Regions from separate parts of the Mus musculus genome. Here region 1 is linked to region 2. The links are chromatin loops, found by intact Hi-C in ENCODE. Cell type or tissue: heart. All regions are shown on one strand. Each heading gives the region's core, and the rest is flanking DNA. Links, peaks and the distances in the headings are about the cores only. Region 1 overlaps Trf (transferrin). Region 2 holds the start of Gm16252 (a long non-coding RNA gene).

What was found. Hi-C counts contacts between places; a loop is a spot of excess contacts. Peaks named below come from ENCODE experiments on the same cell type or tissue, not always from the same donor. Only the 100,000 strongest peaks of a DNase experiment are listed, where the experiment ranks them.
Region 1: it touches region 2 in a loop (2.5-fold over the local background); 4 of 42 quality-filtered maps call a loop at or near these places.

Annotation. Positions count from the first base shown.
Region 1 is chr9:103,207,693-103,223,134 of GRCm38, reverse strand. Trf (transferrin) reads left to right here. Exons shown (of 17, transcript NM_133977.2): 7 at 22-200; 8 at 907-1,084; 9 at 2,091-2,242; 10 at 3,243-3,333; 11 at 3,880-3,912; 12 at 5,602-5,772; 13 at 7,192-7,321; 14 at 7,878-7,942; 15 at 11,139-11,323; 16 at 12,457-12,640; 17 at 14,057-14,259. The coding sequence ends at 14,091. Among named protein-coding and RNA genes, the nearest start is that of Srprb, 13 kb to the right of the region's middle. In heart, for the core only: no CTCF peak of the experiment used is centred there; no DNase peak of the experiment used is centred there; H3K4me3 peaks cover 459 bases.
Region 2 is chr9:103,461,039-103,476,480 of GRCm38, reverse strand. All of the region lies in intron 1 of Bfsp2 (beaded filament structural protein 2, phakinin), which reads left to right. Gm16252 (a long non-coding RNA gene) reads right to left here and starts at 4,432. Exons shown (of 7, transcript XR_003948081.1): 1 at 4,314-4,432; 2 at 3,533-3,736. It overlaps 5830418P13Rik (RIKEN cDNA 5830418P13 gene), which reads right to left. Exons shown (of 6, transcript NR_040466.1): 6 at 15,221-15,442. In heart, for the core only: a CTCF peak has its summit at 6,776 (motif pointing left); a DNase peak (open chromatin) is centred at 6,790; H3K27ac peaks cover 170 bases.

The sequences.
Region 1 (15,442 bases), core at 3,638-11,637, 250 kb after region 2:
CACTGAACTTTCCCTCCTTAGAGGTCTTGCCGGAGAAGGCTGACAGGGACCAATATGAACTGCTCTGCCTTGACAATACCCGCAAGCCAGTGGATCAGTATGAGGATTGCTACCTGGCTCGGATCCCTTCTCATGCTGTTGTGGCTCGAAAAAACAATGGCAAGGAAGACTTGATCTGGGAGATTCTCAAAGTGGCACAGGTATTTTACCGCCATCCTCTGTCCTGCTTACCGCTCTGTGCAGAGATCTCTTTGACATCTGGACACACTAAGACAGCCGGGTCACCAACCTCTCCAGCATCCTCATAGAGTAGCCAGTGTCTCCTCTGGTATCAACATCCACCACCTTTTTGACCAATGATACCCTTTCCATCTGAATTAGGCCCTCAAGGCCCAGAGAGAATCCCAGAAGGAAAGAGAATCTCCGTCACACTCGCTCACGCGCGCGTGCACGCACACACACACACACACACACACACACAGAGGCACACGCGCACACACCCAGACTGCAGAGGAACTGACTTCCCCTGCCTCTTGGCTGAGGTCGGTTAACACAGTTTCCTCTGGTCAAGCCTACTCATGCCAGCCTCTGCACTAGATTCACTTGTTCTCAGCTAGTTCTCACTTAACTACTCAGGCAGACAGGGAGAGGGAATGTGGGATGGTCCTTACAGGATCCCGGACAAAGAGGCGCTGGGTGATGGAGAACATGCCCGAATAACTTCTCTCCTGGTACCTCCAAGTTTCCCACACTTTTAAGATCAGTTTCCTGAAGTTTCTCTTGTTCTCTTCAGTTCTTGTTCTTCTTTTTAACCTCCCTAATTCCCTGTTCACTCCACTGTTTTTATAGTTTTTTTGTTTTGTTTTGTTTTGTTTTTGTTGTTGTTGTTTTTCCTTCTGGAAACAGGAACACTTTGGCAAAGGCAAATCAAAAGACTTCCAACTGTTCAGCTCTCCTCTTGGGAAAGACCTGCTGTTTAAAGATTCTGCCTTTGGGCTGTTAAGGGTCCCCCCAAGGATGGACTACAGGCTGTACCTTGGCCATAACTATGTCACTGCCATTCGGAATCAGCAGGAAGGCGTGTGTAAGTATTCAGGGAAAACTAGGTGACCCCAGGAATGTGGGGAACCTGGTAAGGTCAAGAAGCAGCCATGGTCTTTCTGGGGACTGACAGCTTCTCCTGCTGTTCTCATTTCCATCCTGTTTGTGAGCCTAGGGCTAGACTGATGCTGGCTGGCATCAACCATGAGAGGACCCAGAGGTCACCAAGTGCTTTAAAGGCTGGTCACATTTAAAATGACCTGGGTTCATACTAGTATCATTCCTCTGCAAAAATTAGGGTAGCCCCCTGCCCTTTATGAAGCCAATTAGACTATTAGAAAGTAAATAACTCCATGTTTCTGCAGACTGTATATCTCTTGCCAATATTGTGGTCAACATGGGCGTAATGAAAGCTGGAGATGCAGGGAGTTTGATCTGGCCCTGGGTTTCACTGGAGGACTGGGGGTTTGCCTAATAATTTATTCACTCAGTAGGTATGTATTAGACAACCAGCCACAGACTCGGCTGGGTGCCTAACTTATAAACACATACTAGACTCTGCTGTTTGGGGAAGGAATTTCAGGTCAGGGAGAGGACAAATGTTTGAGAGATAGTCACACTACTGAACAGATAAATACAAAATGAAAGAATGAAAAACAGCAACAAAAAAAAAATCAAAGTCCTACAGTAGTGAAAACCAAAGTCAAACCTCTGAGGGTACTTGTACTAACATGTACAAACATACATACACACACACACACACACATTCATGCACTTACGCATGCATGCACGCACATACGCACACACGCACCCCACGTGATTAAAATTAAAGAAAACTAAATCTTACCTCGGAAGAAAAGCTGAACTTAAATGAAATCAACTACAGTTGGGCTGTGTCCCATCTGCTTCCCTAGACGATTAGGAGTTCCTTGGTGGGATCTGTTTATTTAGCTCATCATTTCCATAAAGCACTTAGCAGCATTGACATCTACCAGACAGCTGCTGCAGCCTTTCTTACCTGAGCCCCGGCTCTTCTTCTGGTACCACAGGCCCGGAGGGCTCGATCGACAACTCGCCAGTGAAGTGGTGTGCACTGAGTCACCTGGAGAGAACCAAGTGTGACGAGTGGAGCATCATCAGTGAGGGAAAGATAGAGTGTGAGTCAGCAGAGACCACTGAGGACTGCATTGAAAAGATTGTGGTACGTGTCTCCTGCCTCTCAGGGTGGGTCCCCAACACTATGGCCTGCTGGCCCGCTGAGTTAGCAAGTGTAACTCTTGCATGGAAATCCCCTTTCCAGACTCCTTGCTCTCATGGTTTGAGTTCAGCTCTGAAGGATGCCCTTTACATTAGCGCAGTAGAAGGGTAAACTGAGCCATCTCCTGTCAAAGGACACTGGACCATGACAAGAGTGCCTTTTGGGCTCAGGATGTGCCCTGGGGAGTGTGGAAAGGGCTCCGTTTTGATTTCGCAAGCAAGTACATGTTCACTTCATTGATCGAGATAGCATTTTTAAATTGCCTGTAGAGAATTTTCTAAATCCTGAGCCCGAGAACGAAGAAAAACAGCACCCCTTGTCATCACCGTGACTCAGAGAAAACCCTCTTCTTGAGAGTGTGCTGTGTGGGTTGCTTAGCACACCCCACCTTAGCACCTCATCGTGTCTTGTGAGCCTTTCTTGTGTCTTTCGAACCCTGGCGTTTCTGCCTCAGAGAATACACTGAGGTTCTGCAGGGTGGCAGCCTTGGAGAGGGCAAGGAAGCTCCAAGCTCTCACACCCCTGCCTCTGTTCTGTGCTCTATGGAGCCTCTCCAGTTGCCTATTCTTTGAGTTGACTCTTTTGTGCTTTCTAAGATATCTATCAGAAAGCAAAACTGACTGCGAACCCCATTCTTCTATCTACATTTTCAGATACTACATTCTTTTAGCTACAGACCATTTTCTTGTTTTGTCTGAGTCAAGGCAAGAAAAATCAAACCAACTTCATACAAAGCTTGCTAACACAGAACCAGAGTTTATATAAAAATACACTAACATCTGGGCGTGCCTGACTGATCATCAGGGGTCCGGTACCAACATCTACTGTTGCCCTTGGCTTTATAACTTGGGCTGAGAGGGGCCTTCAAGAGGCCAGTCTAAAAGGGCAGGTGGCACAGGAAATAGCAACTCTTCATTTGCTGTGTCTTCCTGTGTCTTTGCAGAACGGAGAAGCGGACGCCATGACTTTGGATGGAGGACATGCCTACATTGCAGGCCAGTGTGGTCTAGTGCCTGTCATGGCAGAGTACTACGGTGAGTGAGGACAGTGCCTCTGTGTTCTTTCTGAGCCATGGTAGAAGGAGAATCACAGCCCAATTTATCCCACAGCCACCATAAAATGCTCCTTGCATGAGCTTTTTCTCAGTCTCTGAGACGCCCTCACCTAGAATCTCCACAGTCATCTTAAAGGATGAGAGTGGTGGGATCCTCAGTCCCTGAGATGAGATTTCTGGTATAAAAAGGATCCAATTACAGAGGACATATAGGAAGTCTGGAAAGTCTTGCGATATCCAGAAGGCTCACTTTTCCTGCTACCTTGTAGCAGGACAAATAAGTTCAGTCAACATCCCACTGTGGGCTTGGTACACAGTGAGCAAGACACTTGAAATGCAGTTTGTGAATGAGTCCCAGAGGTCAACAGCCAGGTGAACTCTCAACATCTGGAGAGTCTTGACATTATTGTAAATCAGAGGTGTGTGTGGTCTTATCCATGCCTCTTAGTTTTAGTTGCCTCATGAGAAAGGTGTGGGTTTTCTATCCTATACATAAATGTTTAATGGTTTCTTGATTCTCTTTCAGAGAGCTCTAATTGTGCCATCCCATCACAACAAGGTGAGTTGAAACGGGTAATCTCGGGCACAGGAAGGTAAATTCTCATTGTTGGGAGAAGTGGTTAGGCAAATTTATAAGTCAATGGAGAAAGCCAATTTTAGAAGGCAAAGTGAGATGAAAGAATAGTAATTGATCAGGAGTGTGTGTGTGTGTGTGTGTGTGTGTGTGTGGTGACTCAGATACAGGGTTACTCATCTCCTGTTAATATGTAGGTATTGTCTCTATAAGGATGCATGAGGGAACCCAAGGGTTGAGAATTTATGAATGGTCTCCAAACAAATCTTTGAACAAAGCAGTAACTAGAACATCTGTTGACAAAGCTAGGATTTCTTGCCCCTGTCAACTGATCCTGGGGACAATCTAGGTTCTTCCCATTGCTTCCTACCATTTTGAATCCTATGAAGTCTTCAGAGTTTTAGATGAGAGTTAGCACAGACCTTGTCTATGTAGTCCTTGCAGGACTGAATGGAGCACTTCAAAATGCTGATGTCTAAGTGCATGGAATTCCATCCAGGCTGGGCCCAGGAAACCAGACTAGCCCATCTCTTACTAAGGCTTTGATTAGGAGTGGATCTGAAAAGATGGCACCAGAGCAAACAGGAATTCAAATGCCAAAGTGACCCTGAGTCCTAGTGTTCAGTCTCCTTAGGTTGTATTCCACAGAACTATGAGTGTACAATTCTGTAGTCTTGTCCCTGCAGCTAAACTTAACCTCCCAGTTTTTAGCATATCTAGAAGGAGCCATTATTATTCCACAGATTGTTTTCAATTGGAGAAAGTATATTGAATTAATTAAAACAGAAAACAGAATCACAGGTGTTCCAGCCCCAACTGAGGTCACATTTGTGCTATAGAAAATTACAACCAATGTGTTGTTGGTATTTCCTTTTTTATGTTTATCCTGGTATAAAATCATATTCTTATTATCAGAGGGAATCTGGCCTGATTAACCCCAATACATGTTCATATACAAAATGCCAGAGTTCCATTAACTTTTCTGTACCCATGTCTTTGATTTAATAATTTGGAAAGTGAGTTACTGGCTTTTAACTTCAATAACCTTATGCATACAGGTAAGGGCTGTATGTTAGCCTTCTTCCTAATGATTATATGTTAATATTTGCTATTTTATGTGTATACATGTATATGTGGGCACATGTGCACACTTGTGATGGGGCATGTAGAGGTCAGAAGTCAACGTCAAGTGGAATTTCTCAGAAGTCATCCACTTTGTTTTATGAGATGGGATCTTTGTTGGTCTGGAGTAAGTTAAGCTGGCTTACTAGTAAGGCCCAGGAATTTGTCTGTACCCATCTTCCTAGTAATGAGATTATAAGCACATGCCACCATGCCTGGCTTTTATCTTACATCAGTTCTGGGGACCGAACTGCTTACATGGCAAGAACTTTACCAACCAAGTCATTTCCTGAGCCCATTATTTTATTTTTAAATCAATACATCAAAGCATTTTTAATATGGACATAATCACGGGGCACCATGTGATCTTAGTACTTTGCTTTTAAGATTCTTCCTGCAAGACTGTCCTGTTCTTCACCGGAGTTAGATGTTGTGGAATTCCTTTCACGACACAATGCTATTTAGGACATCCTCGCTGTCCTAGGGAGACAGTGGCTTCTGTTGGAAGCAGATACTTTGGGAGGCCCCAGCGATATTAATTGTTCTTTTCAGGTATCTTTCCTAAAGGGTATTATGCCGTGGCTGTGGTGAAGGCATCGGACACTAGCATCACCTGGAACAACCTGAAAGGCAAGAAGTCCTGCCACACTGGGGTAGACAGAACCGCTGGTTGGAACATCCCTATGGGCATGCTGTACAACAGGATCAACCACTGCAAATTCGGTGAGCAGAGCTGGGAAGGCAGCTTGGGAGGAGCCGTGCAGAAAAACAGGGTCCTGAGGGAGGCGGTGGGCTCAGGGTTCATAAAAGTGAGTTTCACAAAAATGAACCTCAAGGAAATAGCAAAAAAAGCTAGGAGGGGTGCGGAGCTGAGCCATGGAGTCAGGATGATTGTCTCAGTGGCAAATGATGGCGTCAGTAGATATACATTTAGTTGCCTCTCCCATGATGGAGATCAGAGGTGAGCAGTCCACGGCTGATAAGGTCTTGAGAGCTTCTCCTTCTTTCCGGTCCACGATTTCCATCATAGTACTTCCATGTTCAAAGCAACCTTGCCTGGGCAGTCACAATTCAGGCAAGGAGAACAAGTGGAAATTTACACCCACTATGGTCAGTGCTTGAAAAGAGCCTTCTGGACTTGAAAGCAATTATTTGCATATAACTTGCCATTGTGCAGAACTTAGGTGTCCTGTCAGACACCTACCTACATGTACCTACTATAAACCAAATTAGATTTTTGTTACGGAGGAACAAAGGGAAACAGACATTGGGTGGATATCAAGCAATCTCTGCCATCAGGGTTCTGTGATATGACTATGTGGGCTGCCGTTTCCTGGGTCCCTTAAGGTGTTGGTCATCTCACCGAGTCCCTGCTCAGCCCTGAGGATTCTTCAGTTGACTATGTCCTCTACCTGAGGCTGTTTCTATCTCCTTATGTTTCTGAGTAGAAGATCCCAACAGAAAATTTTGGCCATGGCTTTGCTTCATATTGGCTTCCTCAGATCTTCTTTCCTGATGCCTCTAAATTTGGGCAACTCCTTAAAAATGATAGAACTGTAAACATGACTATGAACTCTGCGACCTTAGAATATGCAGGGAGGGGAGATGGGGACACATTTCTGCACAGAGATGCTCTGCTGTCTCAGAAACAAAGGACACCTGGGGTGACAGGCAGAAAGCACAGGCTCCTGAACTTGCTTCCCTGAGCCTCCTTATATTTTCACATCCATAGAAGCAGCTGATGGGCAGAGGCTGTCTCCTATCCCTCTCTTGATTTCTGAGGTGTAGTGTAGCTCTTCTAATGAATGGCAGGGAAGGGGAAACTCACAAAGAAAGAAAGAATGGTACAACCTTAGAAATTCCATTTCTTCATTCTACAGGCTAGAGATGGTACCATCACAGTCCTCCAGGGGTCTCCTTTACCCTGAAGTGGAATGCTCACAAAATCCTTTCCCAACCTTGAGAAGTTTCCTCCAAAGACCTATAGTCTGGGTGGTTCTGGGTTGGTGGGTGGCAGGTTGCAGAGTGAATTATTTCATAGCCTGTCAGGGGTTAGGTAAGCCACTAGAATTAACACACACACACACACACACACACACACACACACACACAAAGCTGACATTTTCTTGTTCTTCTGTCCAGATGAATTTTTCAGTCAAGGCTGCGCTCCCGGGTATGAGAAGAATTCCACCCTCTGTGACCTGTGTATTGGCCCACTCAAATGTGCTCCGAACAACAAAGAGGAATATAATGGTTACACAGGGGCTTTCAGGTGAGTTTTCCAACACACACACACAGAGTTGGATATCTAAAATCCACATAAAAACCAAGCACGAATATATGTCTTTAACCTCAGCACTTGCGAGTGTGGGATGGAGGAGAAACAAGTGGGTCTCTGGAGCTCACTAGCCACCAGCTTAGCCAAACTGAGGCGCTCCAGGCTCAGGGAGAGACCATGTATGTCTCAAACAGTAAGGTGGGGAATGATAAAGGCAGATGTCCAATGTTGACTTCTGACCTCTGCACACATGTACACATGTGCACATGCACACATACTCACATGAACGTGCATATACGCCTTCCTCTCGCACCCACAAAGAATAAAGAAAAAAAAAAGCATGGTGTGTGGAGCTGAGCTTGTGGGACTGACTGCACAGCAACTTGGGGCCTTTTGCTTTCCTTATTCTGCATGTTGTTGAGTGATAGAACGAGTGGCCCTAACACTTGATGACATCAGGTGACCAACCTGAATCCCCAAGGTGCCTCTGAATGACAGGTGCCAGTCTGACCTCCTGTCTTCTCTCTTCTCCAAATCTGGACCTGTTCAGGTGTCTCGTTGAGAAAGGAGATGTAGCCTTTGTGAAACACCAGACTGTCCTGGATAACACCGAAGGTATGTGTGCGCTCTCTTCTGTTGGTTCCCTCCAGAATCTGGGTCACTGGGATTTGCTGAGACTCAGGGATGGCTCCATAGGAGCTGTGCAGAAACCGTCAGGCTCGAGAGTTCTAATTCTCAACTTGTATGTTCAATGGAGAGAGAAGCAATTGCTCTGCAGTGATCCCTATGGCAAGGGTCCCTGCAAGGCTGGGGCAGGGTGAATATGCGTGGGAAGCTGCTTGCACTGCCGTGTGCAAAGGAGGATGGGATACAGCACAGGGAGCCAGTGTATAGCATCTCCCAGTGCCATGTCTGGAAATGTTGGACATGAAACTAATGTTAACAGTAACAGATGGCAAACCATAGATTAAAGTAAGAATCCATGATGCAACCCAGACTAGATAAACGATGAAGAGATAGCTCTTGCGGGCCATGGAATGCTAGCTAAGGAATGAGGTGGGATGGCAAGGTTGGGAAGATGGGCTTGAGTATCAGGAAGGATGAGCACGCCAGGCCTTGTATGTCACCAAGGGCTCCTGAGGAACTGCCGTTCCGGCCATTAACCACTGCCCTGTCAGCTCTCAGGTCTGTTCTCTTCACTGCCTTGGGCAACTGATGTAGGATGGACTGTCTCTCGGCACCAGCTCTTCTGAGACGCCTTCCCAGGCGGCACACCCACTCTGCTGAGAATCTTCTGTCTATGTGGCTACAAAGTATCTGTGTGCACTTTGGCTGTGGGCAATCACTGGGCTCTTTCTCTTCCTCTTTATCCTCCCAGCACCTGAGACTGCACTCAGAAGACACTAAGAATTTATTTAACGAACTGATTTGATTGTGTTCTCTCTCTCTCTCTCTCTCTCTCTCTCTCTCTTACACACACACACACACATTTTCTCTCTCCCCTTCCCACCTCTCTCTCCCTTCCTCTTTCCCCTTTCCCTCCCTCTCTCTTTCTCTCCCCTCTGCTTATCTCTTTCTCTCTCCCTACCTCTCTCTCCCTCCTCCTCTCCTTCTCCTTTCCTCTCTCTATCCCTTCCTCCCTCTCTCCCCTCTTCCTACCTTGTTCTCTCTCTTCCTCCCTCTCCCCTCTCTCTCAGTCCCCCCTTTCTCTCTCCCTTCTCTCCCTCCCTTGTTCCCCACATGATTTTTAAACTTTCTTTAAAGGCTTTCTTTCATGCCACCCAAGTGTCATCCTGGTCTTGGTTCTTTGTCACCTTTGATTTCTTCTGTGCTTTTCTGAGTAAGTCTTTGATTTCTAGGCCTTGACTCTCCACTCTTCATAAAGGCTCCAACACCTGTAACCTCCTGGTTACAGTTGCTGTAGGAGACCTGACCTTCCATCTCCTCAGCTCCTCAGACTGACAAGCTGCTATTTTTATGCACAGGATGCTGGCACGACAAGCTCAGTTGGCACAAATGCAAGCCCTTCCTAGTTCTCTTTCCATAGCTTCTGTCTCTAGAGAACCTTGTTATAATCCTCTGCCAGTCCCTCCCATTGTCCCTCCATCAGCCCACCTTAGTACTTGGAAATTAACCCAAGGCCTGGATCATGCTTAATCAAGTCTTTACCACGTAGGGTGGTGGAAGCAATTTGATTATATTAAAATTAAGCTGAATTAACTGTTCTACATCTACATAAGCACATTCATATTCAATAGACACTCATCATTACCGTAGTGGCAAAAAAAAAAAAAGTATAATTACTCCAAATATCTATTAATGGAGGAATGGTTTAAAAACACTGTGTTATTGTCACACTATAGAATAAGATCCAATGATTTTAAAGAATTACCTTGATTTGCATAATGGTGCAGAAGAAACTGTGACGCATATAAGTAGCTGAGAGCTACAGAAGTTCATATGTGTTAAGATCTACTGCTAAGAAAAAAAATGTAGGCTTGTAACATCACACAGACTTGTATATAGGTAAATGAGGACAAGGCGCATGCGTGGAAGCACAACTTGTGATTTCCAGGCTTGGTGCCAGAGAAAACATTGGGAGTAAAGGAACGCAGAAGTGAGGGTGTTTAGTTTGTGAGGGAATAATTTTAAAATATGATAACGCTGGTCTCACACAGTATTTGTTCAATTACGGGAAAAGCTGAGCGGACAGTGAATGAATCGAGAGAGGTCACGATCCCGCTTTATGAGCGAGAAATGAAAACTGGCAATAAAAAATGCCCGGAGGAACCGCGGAAAACCTCCGAAAGGGCGGAGGTCTTTAAATCGACTGTTCGGTTGGTTAACTGTTGCAAAGAGAATGCAGAAAAGATTAAGTAAGCAGCTGAGATAGGACATTAGCTCCTGGGACTAGCATGAAGTCAAACTGAAAATATCGATGAGTATCGATATGAGAGCGTCTTCCGGGCGGGTCTTCCGTTTGGAGAGCTGAGAGGGCAGCACAGAGGCGGGGAAACTGCCTTAGAGCACCACCTTCTCCCCGCTCCTTGATGGAGCTAGAAGTACAGAAGGTCTCGGGATTTTGTCTGAGACAGGCTTCACTCTGTATCTCCCGTTAACCTAGAATTCACTGTGTAGACCAGCTGGCCCCACATTCACAGAGATCCATTTGTTTCTGCCTTCCAAGTGCTAAGATTAAAGGCATGCATTAGCACACCTGGCTTGCTTGCTTGCTTGCTTGCTTTATTTATTTATTTATTTATTTAAATAAATGCATTGTTGTTGTTTAGCATTGGAATTTAATAGAAGTTTTTTTTCTTTTTCTTTAAAAAAAAACCACCCATAGAACATGGCTTTTTTTTTTTCTTTCTTTGTTTTCTTTTCTTTTCTTTTTGTTTTGTTTTGTTATTGTTGCTGTTGTTGTTGTTTTCAAGACAGGGTTTCTCTGTGTAGCCCTGGCTGTCCTGGAACTCACTCTGTAGACCAGGCTGGCCCCTCGAACTCAGAAATCCACCTGCCTCTGCCTCCCAAGTCCTGGTATTAGAGGCGAGCACCACCACTGCCTGGCTTGTGGCTCTTTTTTCATTTGGCTGAGAGGGCAGGTCAGAGGAGAGTGGTCACTAAAAAGCTCTTGTGAATCGAGTGCTACCTGTAATGAACACGACCATCCTCTCCTCCTAACACCACCATAACCTTAAACATGGGCTTGTGCTGGACAGAAGGCACACGCCTTCCATACACCTGTGGGTCAGTGACATCCCAGTGACTACAACGGTTCCACCTGGCGGATCCACCCCTTTTCTCTACCCAGGAAAGAACCCTGCCGAATGGGCTAAGAATCTGAAGCAGGAAGACTTCGAGTTGCTCTGCCCTGATGGCACCAGGAAGCCTGTGAAAGATTTTGCCAGCTGCCACCTGGCCCAAGCTCCAAACCATGTTGTGGTCTCACGAAAAGAGAAGGCAGCCCGGGTTAAGGCTGTACTGACTAGCCAGGAGGTATGAACTACCCAGGGTCTGCTACCGTTTATTCCTAGCAGGGGCAGGCTATTCGGAGTTAAACGGAGCTCCGGAGTGAGCATTTCCTTTCTAAAAACTAGAATTTGGACTCTACAGACCGTGGATCAGAATATCTGAGTTCAAATCTCAGCTCGGCAGCTTTCGGTCCACGCCATCTTAGGCACATGGCTTAAAATGTCCACGTTCGGTTTCTTCACGTATTAAATGGAAATAATACCACATACACACATGTTTCTAAGTTAACAAAAAAATAAATAAATAAAGTGGTGCATGCACACGTCTTAGGGAATGTGTGTTTACAGGGAGGGCACACAGTGTGCTAGCTGGGACTGGATTCCTCAGACCTGGCTCTGCTCCTGTGGAACTCCTAGTCAGGACAGACAAATTCCCACTTGACCCATAACCCCTCCGAGCCTAGAATCTGCCTTCCAGCTCATCTGGATCTTGACTCGGGACTTTATTTTCCTCGAGAATGTTTTTCTGAAAACAATTTCTAATGTTCCTTCGTATGAGTCTTAAGGACCGGAATTGACTACTCCTTCTCTTGCTTGTATCAGTTGCACCATATTCTTAACAGTCTGGAAAATACAAGACTCTTACTCTCAGAAAAATCCTGTCAGGGCCAGCCTTGGGGGGCAGCGAGTACAGGGGCCACTGGAACACTTTATCCCTAGGGCCACTCTACACACACACACACACACACACACACACAAATTACCCTTCCTTCTGGTATAGCTGCCTGCCTTTTAATTTGTCATTAGTTTTAAAAGAAATAGGCTAGCATACTTTGAAAAGTTCCTTCCAAAGCCTATGATAATCTTCAGTGGTGTTTCTAGTTTGACATTAGATTTGAGTCAAGCAGTCTTACAATCACTAACAGTTTCATAGCAGCATTACCAAATATTTAAAGAAACTCAATGTGAAATGTTTAACCTTTCTACAGCGTTTTATACCTCTGTTTCTTGTGTCGATTTTTAAAAAAATGCCATGTCAATTATAAATATCTTCTGTAGCTTTCTGTTGTTCCCAGGGCTGGCTTGGACCTTTCAGTTTCCTGCAGGTGTTTCCAGTCCGAGACATAGGTTCACGTCTATTTTCTGCTCATTTGACAGACTTTATTTGGGGGAAGTGACTGCACCGGCAATTTCTGTTTGTTCAAGTCCACCACCAAGGACCTTCTGTTCAGGGATGACACCAAATGTTTCGTTAAACTTCCAGAGGGTACCACACCTGAAAAATACTTAGGAGCGGAGTACATGCAATCTGTCGGTAACATGAGGAAGTGCTCAACCTCACGTAAGTAGAATGAACCCTGTGGAGAGGTCGCAGAGAAACCCAGCGATGGGTGCTGGAATGGTAGTTACAAGAACTCAAACCCTTAGGAAACAGCCACGTGAGCAAGGCAAAACCTAGCATATACAACCACGTGGGTTATATGCACATATTGTTAAGGGGTCGCAGACCCAGGATACTAAGGCAGTGGACGAATTATATGCACACAATTCCTAAGAAGATAAAAAGGGGCACTGAACTTATTAGAGGTCCCTGTCCAATATGGCAATGGCTAGCAAGGTGTGACAGAGCAAGTTCAGGTGACAGCTGGATTAAATCTAGATATCATATCCTCACTCCACCCAGCTACAATTTTAATTGAAAGTAGCCATAGCAAGAAGAATTATCACAGAGCATCCTTTTAGACAGCTCTGTTCATAGAACATCCTTTTAGACAGCTCTGTTCTAGGGAACTTCAATAATGATAAGTTCTGGCTAGCTAGGAAGTTGCTAAGCAGCATCTGCAATGCCATATTCCAGGAATTGAAATAGGATAAAATATATTTTACCATCTGTTTGGGGATTAGCGGGGACACCTGAAAACATTTGTAAAGTGCGAGGGGGTGCATGGGATATACAGTGGTGAGTCTCCCACTGGAGTTTGGAGGTGAGTCTTGGCCTTCATTTAAGTTATTGTGCTGGAGATACAGCCTCGGAGACTGTGCTGCTCTGGGGTGATGGCCCTTTCAAGGTTGCCCCATGTGGATTGGTAAGATGGCTCAGTGGGGAAAAGAGCCCGTGGCACAAGCTAGATGACCTGAGTTTAATCCCTAGATCTGACGGTCGGAGACAATATACTATACTATACTACACTGTGCTGCACTGTGCCAAGCTATGCTATATATGTGTTTTACAAGTTGCCACATGGAATTCTAGTGTGAGCAATGTGATTGTTGAGGTTTAGTGTGACAGAATCCAAGTTAATATTTCCCTTACCTGTATGCTCCAGAGAACACCAGTCTAGCTTTGTTTTTCTCCACTCCATCCTTAGACCCAGCTCAGACGTTGCTGGGGACTGCCAGCTACCATCTGCCTCGCATTCTCAGGGAAGAAGGGCCTTCCTAGGCGGCTTCTCCTTATGTGAATTCAAGTTCAGAGCCTCACTGGTTAAAAGCAAAGTTGGGGATGCCTGTAGGGCAGGAAAGTCACATGACAGCTTCTCTATCCTTGTGTGGAGCCCTCCCCGTGGGAGGCTCAGGAGCTGTGTAGGGAAGCAGGGATGGGAGGGATGGGGCACAGCATGCATGAGTCTAGCAGAACAATGAGCCTTGGCACAATTTATGTGATACTGAATTGCCCATTCAGGTTCCTTTCATTCTGCTAAACAGCTCATAAAAGTAAGAGTATTCTCAATGTCCTATATCTTTCTTCTCTCCCCAGGACTCCTGGAAGCCTGCACTTTCCACAAACATTAAAATCCAAGAGGTGGGTTGCCACTGTGGTGGAGACAGATGCTCCCTCCCGTGGCCCATGGGCTTCTCTTGGTCTTCATGCCCTGAGGGGTTGGGGCTAACTGGTGTAGTCTTCGCTGCTGTGCCTTACCACATACACAGAGCACAAAATAAAAACGACTGCTGACTTTATATTTCCCAAACTCCATTCTTTTCTAGATATTTTCACCAGGATTTCTTTGTACAATCTGACTAAATATCATATAAACTGAACCTTGTCTCCTGAGCTCAAGATTCAGGTAGTTGGGGCTGGAGAGATGGCTCAGAGGTTAAGAGCACAGGCTGCTCTCCCAGAGGTCCTGAGTTCAATTCCCAGCAACCACATGGTGGCTCACAGTTGTCTGTATCTCCAGTTCCATGGGATCCGATGCCTCTTTTGCTCCGCAAGATCCTGCATTCATGTGAGGCACATAAGCTCACACAACCACATACACATAAAATAAAAGATCAAAAATAAGAATCTTAGCCGGGCGTGGTGGCGCACGCCTTTAATCCCAGCACTTGGGAGGCAGGAGGATTTCTGAGTTCGAAGCGAGCCCGGTCTACAGAGTGAGTTCCAGGACAGCCAAGGCTACACAGAGAAACCCTGTCTCGAAAATACAAACAAAAAACAAAACAAAACAAAACAAAAAAACCCACAAACAAAAACAAAAAACAAAAAAACTGTATGACCACACACGTACGTATGTGCACATGTGCACATGCCAGAAAGAAGAATTTGTTACAAATAGATGCCCTAGTGAGTACTGAGAAAGTTGACAGAACTTGTATTAATTCATTGCGATGGAACAGCCATGGTCCAAAACCAAATCTGAATCAGCTTTGCGTAAAAAAAAAAAAATCTCCCTGCGAGCCCGACAATATTGCAAACAATTGGTTGTCAGTCCGTGGGCGAGGTTCTTTCTCACCAGTCAGCTAGACGTCATGGGCAGACGTCATGGGCAGGCGAGGGGAAGCTCTTCGAGTGCTGGTCGAAGAAGTGTTGGGAGCTTTGGTGTATAGGATGTGAGGGTGGGGAGGAGCTGCGGAGGGCGGGCATGTCTATGGCGCCCTCTAGTGTTACAGTCCTGTAGGCGGCAGGTATTCAGGCTAGCTTTGCAGTCCGCTAAGTCAGTAAGGGCCCATGCTAGGAAATCAGAAAGTTCCACCCTACAAGGCCTTGGCTAATTTGTACGAAATGAACATTAAAAAGAGTACTTTATAGAAGGATGGCTCAAGAGCTCAGCATTAACACTGACAGTGACTTTTAGACAGATTCCCTGTCTAATTTCTACCCCCATGCCTCCACTCCTCAGCCAACTTTCCTGGAAGGTTC
Region 2 (15,442 bases), core at 3,276-11,275:
CTTGTCATGGACCTATTTTCTCTTCCTTGGAAAGTTGGCCTATCCTCTGGAAATTAGTCTGTTTGGAGAAACTGCTAGAAGCCTGAGGGTGCCATTCAGGTCCCAGTTCTCTCACCATGGAAGCTGTGTTGTCTCTGAAAGAAGGGGAGAGGGGCAGGACAGAACCCTGGGCTGTTTTAATGTCTACAAAAGCCTGAATATATTTTCTGAGGGAAAAAAAATTCCGTTGCTTTTTCCCCCCCTTTTCTTGTTTAATGTGCACGCACTTTATGTGTGTGTGTGTTGTTGTTGTTGTTGTTTATTTGTTGATACAGGGTCCTGGCTAGACTGGCAATTACTTTGTAGCCCAGGCTAGCCTCAAACTTGCAGCAATCCTCCTGTCTCAGCCTCCCAAGTGCCAAGATTATAAACTTGTAATACCTTACTTAGATCGATCCATTTCTGAAATCTAGTTTGGCAATGCAGACTGTGAGGCAGTGACTCTGCCAGCTAACTTTGTAGGACACCACAGTGTGGTTAGACACAGAGAAGCATGTACTGGGGGAAATTCCTAAGGACAGAGATGAATAAAATTGGAATAGTATTTCAGTAGGTCAGGGGAGGGAAGGAGGCACAAGGTCGCTGCTTAGAGGTCGTCACAAATTGTTATCTAAGAGGAGAAACTTCTGGTTTCCTAAGGTTTCTTGCTTTGTATATAGAGTGGAGCTGAAGAGAAGGGCAGCCAAAAGAAAGCACACGAGACAAACTCTGTCACCCAAGCCCTTCTCATCCGTCCCTCTCAGTCACTCTTGAATCTCTTATGACACCTTGCACTATCAGGCTCACGTTGAGCAAGTTGAGCCATGGAATGAAAAGCACACATTGTACAAAGCCTGGGGACTTTGACATCAAGCAGTCCGAAGGTCAAGCTCAGCCCTGCCGTCTGTCTCCGGCAGGACCTTGAACTGGCTTCTACAATGATGTCTGCCTAGCTCAGTTCCTCATAATAATGAGGTGTCTTTGGCCTGATTAGATGTCTCTAATGAGGCTGCTCTAGAGGCCCACTGCAGAGACTGGAACTAGGGAAAAGATGAGGACTGTGCCCGCTACAATGTAGCACTGGTCAGAGACCTGGCCTACGCAGTTCGAAAAGACAGGTGTAAGAATAGAAAAAGAAAAATGTTGGTTCTTTCTAGAAAACCCAGAGAGCTGAATGTAAAATCTTGTTATACAATCTTATTAAATAAGATTTAATTAAATCTCAGGTTATAGAATTTCACTAAAAAATGATAGGCATATATAAGCAACAACAACAACAAACAATGAATGAAATTTTGATTTATCATGCCATAAAATAGATTGCCTGTAAGGAAACCTAAGGAATATCCAAATTTTATAATAATGGCTCAGTGCAGAGCACCTGTCTAGTATGTGCAAGCCCCTGGGTTTAATCCTCAACACCAGAAAAAGGAAAAAAAGAATGTTTTATTACCAGGTGGTGGTGGTGCACACCTTTAATCCCAACATTGGGGAGGCAGAGACAGGCAGATCTCTGAGTCTGAGACTAGCCTGGTCTACAGAGCAAGTTTCAGAACAGCCGGGGCTACACAGAGAAACCCTGTCTCAAAAAAAAAAAAAAAAAAAAAGTTTTATCTTATAAAATACAACAGCTTATTTGGACTCTAGATCCAAGTCAGAGCAGAGGAGCCCACTAAGCCTCACAGAATAAGGAGTATCCAGGGGTCTACCCTATAATAGGAGAAAACGCATCTCAAAGATCTCCTCTCAAAGCAGAAGCCCGGCATCCTTATTTAAGAGCAATGGGAGGAGCCCGGTAATGTGCTGCACTCTCCAGAAGAACTAAATTAAAACTTAATCCAGGCAGCTGGCACAGCTCCGAGGGAAAATGCAGTATGCCTTTCCGGAGGATTATGGAGAGAAGTGGCTGAGACAGGCAGAAAAGTGGCTCAGGGTCCCCAGCGTCCCCTGGGGGAATGAGGCAGGGCCACTGAAGCTGAGGACTCCATTTAGGCAAATAAAACCTCGTTCATCCTTGTCTGCCGGGAAAACAGCACAGAAAGACTCATTTATCTGCTTTAAACGAGCCAGCCTGGTGATCACAGATGCATTATTCAGCAGAAATGAGAAGTTACTTCAGCTGTTAGCGGGAGGTAATGAAAAGCCGCAGAGGACTCCCCCCCCATCCCTTTCACACTGACCAGCTACTGGAAAACAATCTCCAATTTATTTATGTATGTATGTTTCTATTTCTTTCAGGGGCCGTAGAGTAATGGTAAGTCTTAAGGAGACGCTGCACTGCAGTGAGAGACGTGGAGTTAGGCAGGCTCGGGAGCCCCTGTACAGAAGACAAGCTTCTGTCTGAACACTAACTGCCTAGACATGCCTGGTCCAGCCCAGCTGAGTCCTCCCTCCCCTCCCCTTCCTCCCCACTTCCTCCCCACTTCCTCCAGCCAGTCCTACCAGGCCAGAGCCTTTCTAGGTATCAGGCCCTACCTTCCATTTCCTTTTCAGTAGCTTCCACTCTCCACTTCAGGTTAAGTGCCCCCTACCCCTACCCCACCCCCACGCCCCATCCCCCACCCCAGTCAGGGGCAGCTCTGAGCAACGCTAACCCAGCAAGTAGCATTTTATTATTGTTCATTTGCCATGAAAACTGAAGCATCGGGCATGTCTCTAACTAAAACCTTGGCTATTTATCTGGATAATGAGTGGAAACTCTAGTGCTAAAATGACTTCCCAGGAGGAGACATAAGTAATGTCTAACCCTCCTCCTACGGTCAAAATGACACCACAAACGTTGACTTTGGGGAACTATTGAGTCTATCAGGCTTCCTTACAGAGCCCAGAGGAAGGGTTACTTACTCAAATGTAGAAGCGTTAACCCAGCACGAATGCTGAATGCTGCCTTTCCCAGAGCCACCTAGAGGGAGGCCCTTCCCCTAGTCTTCCTTATATATATTCTAACTTCTCCCCAAGACCATAAGAAATTAAGACAATGCTGTAGTCACTGGGTGGTAGGGAGCAGCCGGATGCCCAGGTGAGGGTCATATGACCCTCCCTAGCCCTCTATAGTGATTTTTTTATGCAGGCAGCACAGCTGAACTCCCCCAAGATGGCGGTGGTTTGGCTCTGAGGTTAGTGCTATACAACAGTCTCTGTGCCCCGGGTATGCTCACTCCTATCAGGAGTGAATCAGACAAGATGAGGAAGGACCTGGGGCTTCTCAGGAATTCACTGTGTGGGTTCCCAGAGGAGCCTACGGACACCTGCCTGGGGAGTAAATCTCTCTGGTGTTTCTCACAACCACAGTTCCTAAAGCAGCAGCCAGCTTTGGGCCTCCAGTGCAGAGCCCACCATACACACACACACACACAGGCCAGGCCAGGAACCACCTCCAGGGGAAAGCCTTGGACAGACTCAGAATTCCTAAGTACAGTTTCCTATCCAGCCCGTTATGAATGTGGAGAACGGATATATGTGTTCTGGGGGACCCAGGGGTTCCCCAACAATGTTTTCTAGCAAAACCAAGTACCTTGATAAAACTTGTGAGGGTGACAGCCTTGAGTGGGATCGTGACTCTCAGGGCCTCGAACGCATAGCCCCTTGAATCCTTAGCGGTGGATGGAGTCTCCTGGAGAGATAGGATCGCCAGATGCTGTCCGCCTGAATGAAGGTCTTCGTCTGGGTGGCTGCAGCACCAGGCAATGTATTCTCTCACTCTCCTCAAGGCTCCAGTCTAAGATAAAGACGTCAATCAGCCAGGGCATTCCTCCCTACAGGAGCCATTGGCTTCCTGACCCCTCTTGCGACCTCGTATGCATGTCCACGTTTCTTTTTGCCAGGGCTCCAGTCCTGCAGGACTAGAACCAGCTTCATGGCCTCAAGTTAGCATAACCCTCTCTTTATAGATCCTAGCTCCAAAAATGGTCATATCCTGAGGTACTGAGCAATTAGAACTTCAACATATGGACCAAGGGGACATAATTCAGATCATAACCTCCGACTGTATTTATTTATATTTATTTATTAGCTTATCGTGATATACGGTTCCTTGAAATAGGGGGTCTCAAACTCATGATACTCCCATGTCAGCATCCTAAAAGCTGTATCACCATGACTCCTAATTTAAAAAGAAACTGAAGTCTAGAGAGGAATGGATATTCCCTGTTGAGTTTGTAATCCAGCCAGGATCGATTCAGTGTTGTTCCGCCCCACCCCCACCCCACCTCCAGCCACCAAGAGACATTACAAAAAGCTTCCTGGTGCCTTCATGTATAAATGCAGAGGGCCCTAACTAGAACCCCACCACCTACTATGAGAACCCTCCGCCTTTTCAAATGGAGTGGTTAGCCTCTGGGAGGGGTCTATTTTCCTCCCTTTCCTTTCCTCTTTGGTCTGGAAAGCCACGTCACAAAGGGTAGATTGATCCTCCCGCAGGTACAGCCGCGACTAGAACGGAGGGCTGTTACTAGGACACCGGAGGCTCGGACACCTTCCGGTGCGTCAATCAGCTCCAGGCTGACTTGAAAGTTTAATAGCTTTGCATGCCAGGAATGGTGAGGCCTCCCTCGGGATTCTTTTTTTTTTTTTTTTCTCTTGCAATGATGTTCAGGCTTAGGAAAAATAATACTAGTAAAAATGTGCCAAGCAGTCAGCTCTCAAGGCAGGACACCTTCCTTTGATGGGAGTTCAGTGGCTCCCTGCGGTGCGTGGTTCCAGGCCACTGTTCCTTGGTCCTCTGGGCAGCTGCCTGTGTGGGAGGGAGAGGCTTGTGCTAAGATGAGCCTGCTGCGGGGCTTTCCAAAGATTGCTGGATGGGATCTGTGGCCTCTAAGGGCGGCTGCTTCCCCAAACCCGGAGCTTCGTGTCAATCTGGAGAGCTAGGGACTCTTTGAAAGTAGGGAGAGGTCACACCAAATGTTGGAAACTGGGGACCAGCCTATCCTGAAAGGCTCCCAGTCTAAGAATGAGGCACGGGCTTGTTGAAAGCCACCAAAGATGGCAGCAGAGAATCTTGATTATACCTGCAAAGACCATGTTTCAAAAAAAAAATTCCTGGGATTAGGATGTCAGTGACTCTTTGGAGCACTGTGCAATGTAAACCGGAACTAAAGCTATTGGTTGTTTGGGGGGTTGTTGTTATTGTTGTTTTGGGGGTTTTATATTTGTTTGTTTTGGGGGTTGTTTTTTATTTAAATCTTATATTCCTGGTTTCTGTCCTAGTTCTTCAAATACCACTTCAAAAGTCCACAACTAACTACCAATATTTTCATCTCTAGCCTACCCCCCCTTCCATTTGAAATCATATTCTGCCTCCTAGAAAACCATTAATTCACGAGGGCAAACCGCAGTGCAGACAGCCCCAAGAGAGAGACTTTCAAATCACGGAGGGACACACACAGTTACTGTGTGACCTCCCTGAACCCTTTTCTCAACGGTTAAAGAGAGGGACCAGCTCCCCTGGGTCTCGTAGAAGACACAGGAAATAAGCCAGATTCCGGTTCATAACCCTAGAAGGCAAGTGGCAGGGTCTTCTTCGTGAGGCTGGAGGGACAAGTTCCACTTGACTCCTTCTGGTGGCTCCCTCCCTGGCTCTGAGCCCATTAGACAAATCCCTTTCACTCAGAGGCTCATCTGTAAGATCAGAGGGCAGACTTCACTGACCTCCCAAGCCTCATGCGACAGAGCCATCTACAAACTCCTGAGCCTCGGGTAGACACTAAGAAGAAGAGATGCCCTCTCCCCATTCTTAGAAATTTGGCCAGGCTGGCAATGTTCTGCACCTGTGGTCCTTGCATTCCTAAGATTCTGATAATGACCTATGCCCCTCTGAAGTGATGAAACATCTGTTATTCACCTCACATACCTGCCAGGCTATATCTCAGGTGTTGCCCGATGAACTTGTCTAGACCAAGCGTTAAATGGGAGCAGACAAAGCCCACACAGGATCAGAGTTCACAAAACCCCTGATTAAATTAAGCCAACACACAGCTGGGATTCCTGGGTTGGCCAGATCTAGCGCTGTACTTTCGGGTAGGCGGTAATGAATATTCAAGAGCTGTCCTCATCCTTCTATACCCCTGAGGTGGTCATTTTTCAGCCTACTCAATACACTAAGAATGCCCCAGTATCAGAAGTGTGGTCTGGTCTTCCCTGAATTTTGCAACGATAGCTCGGTGACAGGAAATAAGAAAGGACAGAAGGAAGACAGGAAGGAAAGGGAAGAAGAAAGAGGAAGTCAGGCAGGAAGGAAGACGAGGTAGCAGATAATGGGGCATACTGCACATCCCAAAAGGCCTGAGTTCACACTCTGGCTTTGCAGTTGACCTAAGACAAGCCCCGCAACCTTGACCTCTCTGGATGAAATGCTGTGGTCCGTAAAAGGACGATAATATTCATGCCACGACATCGTTGTGAGACTTAAATAATTTATTTCAAATCTTTATTGTAGTGCCTGGCCACAGTAAGCATTCATTGTAAGTAATCGATGTCATCATTTGTCACAGTTAAATAATAATAACCATGAATGTTGCATAGCCCTTGTAGCCTGTCTACCCAGCCAATCCCACTCGTTAGTATCTCAGGCAGGATCTCAGATAGTATCTGTACAGTGACACATAGGGATGGGCCCAGGTGTCTCTTTGTGGCCAGCAATCCCTGAGTAGCCTTCAAGCCAAACCCAGAGCTGAAGGAGACCCTCCATGAGATGGGGGAAAGGTGGGGGAGGGGTTGGGTGAGTCCCCTGGCTGTTGCCTCTTGGCAAGTGGCGCCACCTTCTGGCTGTTCTAGGAGCTGTCCTGCAAACCTAGCATTTCCACCCCCCGTGCAAAATGTTCCATGCGTGTCAGGTTCTGGACTCCTAGACTCACCACTCCATCAGAGCCACCTTGACTTGGGAGGCCAACTACACAATCCGTGCCATGCTGCAGCCAATCTAAGGGTGTCAGAATTTCCACTACAGGTCTCAAATTTCTTGAGGATTCAAAACCAACCATAAAATCTCGCTCTGTGCTGAAACGTTGCGCAGGAAGCCCACCCCGTCCCTCCTCTCTGCCGTTGCTATTTGGGACAGACGAAATCCCTCTCCTCTTTGAGTTGCGTTTCGTGTTGCTTTGCGGGTTTAGGGCAGAGCTTGAATTTAGAGGCAGAGTCCCAAGCTCTGAAGCCCATTCTACAAATCCTCTCCCAGGTTCCCGGCGCAGCCCACTTTCATGTCCGGCTCTGAAGAGGAAGGAGATAATTGCGGCTGCCATCATGGCAGTGGTCTTTCTGAAGCTTACAGCGATAGAGCAGGAGGGAGGAAGGCTTTGTCAGTGTCAGATTAGACTACCACTTCCCAGCCTGTGTGTGTAATTAGTGTCACACGTAAGTACAGAATCTTTCACGGTGGTGGCACCCATTGGTCCTGCCCTCTTGCAGCAGCCTGGCAGTGTAACATTTATCACAGTAGCTACAGTGGAGTTGTCACAGACTCCCTTTTATTCTGTTCCTTTCTGAGGCTTTGAATGCAGACTACCATGTACCAGGCACTGTGAGCATTCACATATTAAAGAGACCTAGTTGTGAGCCATGGACCCTGGAGTCTAGGAAGAATGTTGAATCAACACATCCACACTTTGGTCCAGGCACATTACACTGTCAGCGCAGTGCTGGGCATGTGACTGATGTCAACTGTATACAGACCAGGAGGATCACCAGAGGGGTGGTCAAAACACATTTCGATGTGATAGGACCCCTCCCTAGATCTCTTTCAACCTACTCAGTGGAAGACAGACACTGGCAGTGACACAGAGAGATACAAGTGCTGTCATGGTTTTCCTCATCACTGGTAACCAGACATGGTAACATGGCACCCAAATTTGATAGTGCATATGGATTTTAGTTGTGTCAAAGTCAGGTAGGTCAGGCTTGCTTGTAAGCACTTTACCTCCACAGCTATCTCCCAAGCTTGGTCCCAGGCTTATAATCCCAGAGATGGGGAGACACAAGAATACCTGGCCAGCCGGTCTGTACTAATTGGCGAGCTCTGAGTTCCAATAAAAACTACATATCGCCGGGCGTGGTGGCGCAGGCCTTTAATCCCAGCACTTGGGAGGCAGAAGCAGGCAGATTTCTGAGTTTGAGGCCAACCTGGTCTACAGAGTGAGTTCCAGGACAGCCAGGGCTATACAGAGAAACCCTGTCTTGAAAAAAACAAAACAAACAAACAAACAAACTACATCTCAGAAAGAAAAAAATGGAGAGATCCTAAGGAGATCCACTTGAGATTGTCCTCCATGTACATGTATGCACCTACAGGCACATATATGTACATGCATGCACATACAGGCACATGCATGTACATGCATGCACTTACAGGCACATACATGTACATGCACACAAAGGATCTTCTCTGAGAGTCGCACCTGAATCAGAGAGGAGCCCTGGTAGTGTGGATCTCAGCATATTTCTGATTAGCACAAATCCCTCAGGCATGGGCAAACACCCAGGAGGAAGATCTCACCAGAGGAAAGCTAGACATAACCATTTCCAAACAGCTTCCTTTAGGCGAACAGAAAGGACATCTGGGAGACTCAAGCAGTGTGGCCCTGTGTCCTTGAGTCCTGACTTCCCTGCACCTGTGCCTTCAGCAGCTTTACCCACTGCTCCCAAGGTTGCAGCAAACTCACTCGGGCCTCATGACTGCTACCCTGGGAACCTGTCCTCCTGTCCCTGTTCATTCCCAATGGTTCCCACCTCCATGCCAGCACACTTTCCCAGAGAGTGCCCCTGTCTTAAGCACTGTGAAGCGCTGACCACTGGACCAGCTCTTTTTTTTTTTTTCCAGTTGACTTTGCTTATACCACCTTGTCTTTTCTTAACTGTGAAATCTTTTAATAGAAGAAGAGCACCCAGCACTCAGCATGTCCGCCCTCAACCTTGTACATGACACACTTTATTTGAAGCAAAACTCAAAGATTTTAGAAAGAATGCAAACTCCTTTTTGCATGGACAAGCTGCAGTTGCAAGTCAGTCTATGGGATGTCTGCTGTCAGGGTCTAGGTTTTCAGGGGATGCTGGTGTCTCTTTTATCTGATCATCTAGCTGACTGGATGAGGCTCATTCACATTACAGAAAGTAGTCTATATAATTAATAATAATAATAATGGACTGCTGCGCATATTACTATTGTTACTACTATTACCATGGTGATGCTGGGGTTGAACCTGGGGCCTTGTACATGCTAGCTTGGTACTCTGTCACCGAGCTATACCCCCAGTCTATTACTTTTCAAGACAGAGTATCACTCAAAGGCCCAAACTGACCTAGAATGTGCTCTATAGCCCAGGCACTCCTTGAGTTTGTAGTCCTCCTATCTCGGCCTACAGAGTAGCTAGAATAAGCCTGTACCCCATGCCCAACACCATGGCCCATCTCAATTTTATCTAACGCTACCCTCAGAGAACCATCCAGAAGAATGACCAACCAAACACCCAGGCACCAGAGCCCAGCCAAGTAACATCCAGCCGTTGGGCTCACATTGTTCCAATTTTCTCTGTCACAAGTAGTGGTGGTGGTGGTGGTGGGGGGGGGGGGTCAAGAACTTCCCATGTCAGGAATGGTGGGACATGTGTTTGGACAAATCAGGTTGTTTGTGTGTGGAATGTGTACATGGAAGTCAGAGGTCAACATCAGGAGTCTCCCTTGGCAATTTTCCACCTTATTTTTTTTCTGACATGGTCTCTCATTGAAACCAGAACTCACTCAGCCGAGCATGGTGGCGCACGCCTTTAATCCCAGCACTAGGGAAGCAGAGGCAGGTGGATTTCTGAGTTCGAGGCCAGTCTGGTCTACAGAGTGAGTTCCAGGACAGCCAGGGCTACACAGAGAAACCCTGTCTCGAAAAACCAAACCAAAACAAAACAAAAAAACAAAACAAAACAAAACAAAACTCACTCTCTGGATACATTGTCTGACAGGTAAGCTCCAGGTCTACATCTCTATGTCCAGCAATTTTTTTTAAACAGGTCTGAGATTTGAACCTAGATCCTTGTGGGTACATAGCAAGCACCTTACCCACTGAGCCATCTCTCCAGCCCTGTGAAATTGCTTTTTATTAAAATAAAGCCCTTCCCATCTGTGTGTTAATCATCCCCAACTGTTCTCCCACCAAGAGGGGTTGCGATTGTGCATCACAACAACGACATAACCCATGAAGCCTGAAATATATATTATCGAATCCTCGGTAGCAGAGGTCCATGCCTACCGTGGACAGTATGCAAGGACGCTGGTGCATAGCATTGCCAGATGGCACTAAACTGGCCTCACACACTTCCTTCCCAGAGCTTCCAGGGAGACCTCTGCCTTCTCCACCGCTTCTCTCACTACTCGCTGCCTTGGTCTTGGCCTGGTCTTTGAAAACGGATGTCTCCCTGTCTCACGGGCTTGACTCTTTCAACGAGTATCACTTATTCATCAATTTACTGAATACTTATTAAGGGATTAGCAGGCACCTGCTACTGCTGAGATAAAGCTGCCCTGCTTCATAAGAAGAGAAATGGCTGCTATTTGATGTTAGAGCCATGGTTTAATCACAGTGGGAAGGCAGATGGCCGAGCGTAGAGCTTGCTGGCCTGCCCTGGAGCGGGAGCACCATGAAAAACAATCGAATAGCTGGCGGTATTTTGCAGGCTTAGGATGCTCAGCTGGGGAGTAAAACAAGGACTTGGCCATCCGCCCAAAGCGGCTGACAGCCAGGGGCACCTACATCATAATTCTCAGGAGAATGGAGCTCTTTTTCATGCTGGCATCCATAATACAGTCTTCTGGTGATTAAACAGGTTTTTTTCTTCTTCTTCTGTCCTGCCATTTGACCTTAGAAAATAAAACATCTGTGATTATAAGAGGGGGAGAGTGTGTGAGAAAGGTATTGTCCACGTTTAATACAATAAGAGATGGAGCTACTCAAAGGCAGTAGAAAGGAAGGGAGCTAACCTATGCCAGCCAGCCAGCCAGCCTGGGAGTCAGAGCACACAGTGTTGGAGGCTGGAAACCATGACATCCAAAGAGATGGAGGCAAGATACAGGCATTAAACCAAAGCAGAAGCTGCTGAAGAGAGCATCAGGGGAGAAAGTGCTCAGGCAGGAGAATGCCAAATTATAAGACCACTGTTGAATTTTAAAGATCAGATGTAGATGCACACCCACTGCTGGTGAGGTTTTTGTAGGTATTTTTCCTCTTTTGGAGTTGTTTTTCTTTTGTTTCAAGACAAGATCTCACTACTGTAGCCCTGGCTGACCATAAACTTGTGCTTTCCTGACTCGGCCACCCAAGTGCTGGGATTACAGGTGTGTACATGCCTGGCTGTATGTGGTATCTTAATTTTAAAAACTGAAATATAAGGACATGAAAATAGCAAAGATTAATGAAAGATATATTCCAGGTGAGGTGCTCATAATGACCTCTGGAGGTGAGGCCAGAAGTCGACAAGAGCAGAGAATTTTAAATCAGACATACAATTTGTAACTGTTGAAACCTGTTTGGGAAGTCAGAATTCTGATCTCTATTGGTGTATCATTATATACTTGAAGTTTTCCGTAATATATGTTTGCTTTTTTAAAACTGTTGTTGAGAACAAAAAAGAGCCATAATGAGAGACCATCACTGAGTGAGGGATACAAAGGTGAAGAAAGACAAGGATGAGGACAAAAGACAGCACAACCACTGTAGAGATGGGCTGGGCAGCCTGGGCTGGGTTTTGAGGGATGAATAGGAGCTCACCTCACAAACGAAAAAGAAGGCAGGGCTAGATAAGGCTTGCCTATGATGTTTGCACATAGGAGAATGAGGTAAGAGTGGGAATCTGGAAAGTTCAAACAAGTCAAAAGGAGTTCTGCCCCTGAGAAGAGGCCAAACTTAGAGATCAGCAAGGTCAAGTTATAAGAGGTCTTATACAGCAAACTAAAGAGGGAGGGTTTATCAGGAACATACCTCAGAACATTCTAGTACAACGGTTTTCAACCTGGGGGTCAAATGGCCCTTTTACAGGGGTTGCATATCAGATATTCTGCATATCAGATATTTACATTACAGTTCATGACAGTAGCAAAATTACAGCTATGAAGTAGCAAGGAAAATAATTTTATGGTTGGTGTCAGCACCAGATGAGGAACTGTATTAAAGGTCACAGCATCAGGAAGGTTGAGAACCACTGCTCCAGTAGAAGGGGGAGGAGGTTGGAAAACAGAGATGGACAATAAGGGGGCGGGGTCAGCTGGCTATCCAACAGATTCCCCAAGGCCACTGAGTCTTTGATGTGCCCGGTGCTCAAAACAGATTCCTTTGGAGGTGTCCAGATGGAGCTGTGACAAGAGTGATTCTCAGTGTAGACTAAGGTGGGGCCCCAGGCATTTCTGAGTGCAGGACGCGGCTCTTACCCCAGCTTCGGCTCGCCACAAAGGAACGTTGGCAGCTTGTCAGCTCAGCTGACATCTACTGTACCAAGCCCCACATAGCCAATAGGGCAGAGATGGGGGTTTCCCCTGTCAGTCAGCAAGCAGGAATGACAGAAGCACACCTGTGATCCCAGCATGCTTTAGGCCAAGGCAGGAAGAATGCAAGCTCTAGGCTAGCCTGGGCTACACAGTAAGATTCTATCTCAAAAGACAACCTTGGTAAAGTCATTACAATCCATTGTAAATGATTCAGAGAAAGCCAACGAGGCAGAGGTGAGCAGAGAAGAGGACATTCTGTTTGAGGTGAGGTGGTTAGGATGAAGAAAGAGCCAGGCAGAGCAGGAGGGAAGACCAGTGTGATCTGGAAAAGCCAGACTCCAGAGCGACGAAGCCTGTGAACAACTGGAACACAGCCAAGCACGTAGAGCCTTAAAGACCACTGTCTAAGGCTCCACGCTTTATTCCCAACTGTGCTGGCTAGTTTTATGGCAACTTGACACAAGCTTAGAGTCACTGGAGAGGAAGGAGTCTCAACTGAGAAAGTCTCTCCATAATATTGGTCTGTAGGCAGAGGCAGGCAAATCTCTGTGAGGCTAGTCTGGTCTGAATAGTGAGCACCTATCTCAAAAAGAAAATAGGTAGATGAAAATCAAGGTGGGCACACAATTTCATTTCATTTAAATCCCTGTGGATAGATGAGATCGCTTACAGATAAAAATGAGCCCTGAGAGCCAGCCCTGAGGACCGGCAGCACTTAGAGCTTTGATACGGAGACTGGGCCAGCAGAGCAAAAGAGTAGAGAGTAGTGCCGTGGGAGCCAAGAGGCATAAGTGCATCCTTAGTGACACAGGGAGTGGGGCCTTAGCAAGATGGCAGGCTTCAGTGTGATGGTGAGTGAGTAGGGTCCTAGGCACAGATTTTAGTTTCCTGTTTGTTGCTAGAAGCAAGTCATGCCGAGAATCTACCCTTACTTGAAGTCACATAAAAGTGAAGATATTTCCAAGGGAATCTCATATTACTGTGCCCACTGAGTTAATTTCCCAGGAGCCCAGACTTGCCCAGCTCCCCCCTCAGCCTGCATGTAGTTCAGGCTGCTGAGACACCAGTATCTTTAACTTTAATTGTTGGGCTCACATGAGAACCTTTTTTTAAATGCTCCTTGTCTTTGCCTCTTTTAAAAAACACAATCACAGCTCAATCCCTCACCTGCCACCACCAGCTCCATTTATTTTAATAACTGTGTCCCCAGTGAAGCAGCGCCAGGAAAGGATAAGGTCCAGAACACCAGGGTAAGTGTGACAGGGTTCCTCCAAGGACAGTAGAAGGGGAAATTGAAAGAAAAAAATAATATATCTATGAAGCCACTAGATGGAAGTCTTCATTAACTGCCTGTGCATTAAAAAGAAGAGGAGGAAGAGGTGGAGGAGGTGGAGGAGGTGAAGGAGGAGGAAGAGGTGGAGGAAGAGGAAAAAGAGGAGGAGGAGGGAGAGGTGGAGGAGGAAGAAGAGGTGGAGGAGGAGGAAGAGGTGAGGAGGAGGAGAAGGAAGAAGGAAAGAAGAAGAGGAGGAAGAGGTGGAAGAGAAGGAGGAAGGAAAGAAGAAGAGGAGGAAGAGGAAGAGGAAGAGGAGGAGGAAGAAGAAAGAAGAAGAAGAAGAAGAAGAAGAAGAAGAAGAAGAAGAAGAAGAAGAAGAAGAAGAAGAAGCAGCAGCAGCAGCAGCAGCAGCAGCAGCAGCAGCAGCAGCAGCAGCAGCAAGGGGCCAGGATGTAGTTCAGTAATAGACTGCATGCCTAGCATGCATGAGACCCTCAGTTCAATCCCCAGCACACACATACACACACACACACAGAGAGAGAGAGAGAGAGAGAGAGAGAGAGAGAGAGAGAGAGAGAGAGAGAGAGAGAGAGAGAGAAGAGGAAGGAGGAGTTTAAAAGAGCAGGTGGAGCAGGAGCAATGGCTGAATGCGCACACCAATCTAATTCATCCGACACTCATTGTACAGTTGCTTTGTACAAAGGCAAATAACAATGATAATAATGGCCGCCAGGTGTGGGACACTCGGCCTGTGCCAGGCCGGCTACTCGAGGAAGGAGGTGTTTTTCACACGTCGAGTCATTCAGTGCGCATAGCTAACTGTTATCCAAGTTGTAACTAACACAGTTATCCCAGTGTAACTGTGGATGAGCAAACCAAATCTTGGTGTTACTTACTCTGTGGCGAGGAGAAGAGCTGGGTTTGAGAATAGAAGAGGAATGTGGTTACCCACAAGGTGTCTACACTAAGTGGGGATGGGTGACATTGATGAGAGGGACAAGGGGCAGCGACAGCAACGTTCACCCCAGGCTTCCAGTAACTCAGCCTAAAAGAGTGCTCTGTCATCGAAAAGTGTCTCCTCTGTCCCCTCTTCCCTTCACCCCCACAACCAACCTTGTCGATACCACCACCCTTTATCATTAGGAGGATAAATTCCCCATACAGGCCTAAGACCCTTCCCTGGTCCTCAGCACCCTCTTTAGTGCTGCACTCTTCCCTCCCTCACATTCCACATCACACCTGTACCATGTTCAGAGTCTTACTACAGCTGCCAGGGAAGTCCCTGCCCTCTCTCATTCGTTATCTCTGAGTCCTTCCTTCCGTAGGTGGCCTTTGCTTGCTCTTTGAGCCTCATCTCCCATAGTAGCTGCTCATTCTCCAATAGCAGGCACAGAACCTGCTGCCAGAAAACCGTAATCATATGCAGAAGGGACAAGGGCAAGAATGAATAAGGCTATACAGAGAAAGGCATATACGAAATGAACATTATTGTAATGTAGGATTTATGAGACAACCAGGGTTGTAAGGAATGACAGGTGATCCAGGTGTCACAGGCAACCACATGAACAAGAGTAAGGGCAGTCTAGAAGGAGCGATTGTTCCACAAGCCACTGATTCTCCAAGGTGTGTGGGGGAGGGGCGGGGATGGGAAAGAGGGAGAGAGAGAGAGAGAGCCTGTCCAGCAAGCTGCCTGGC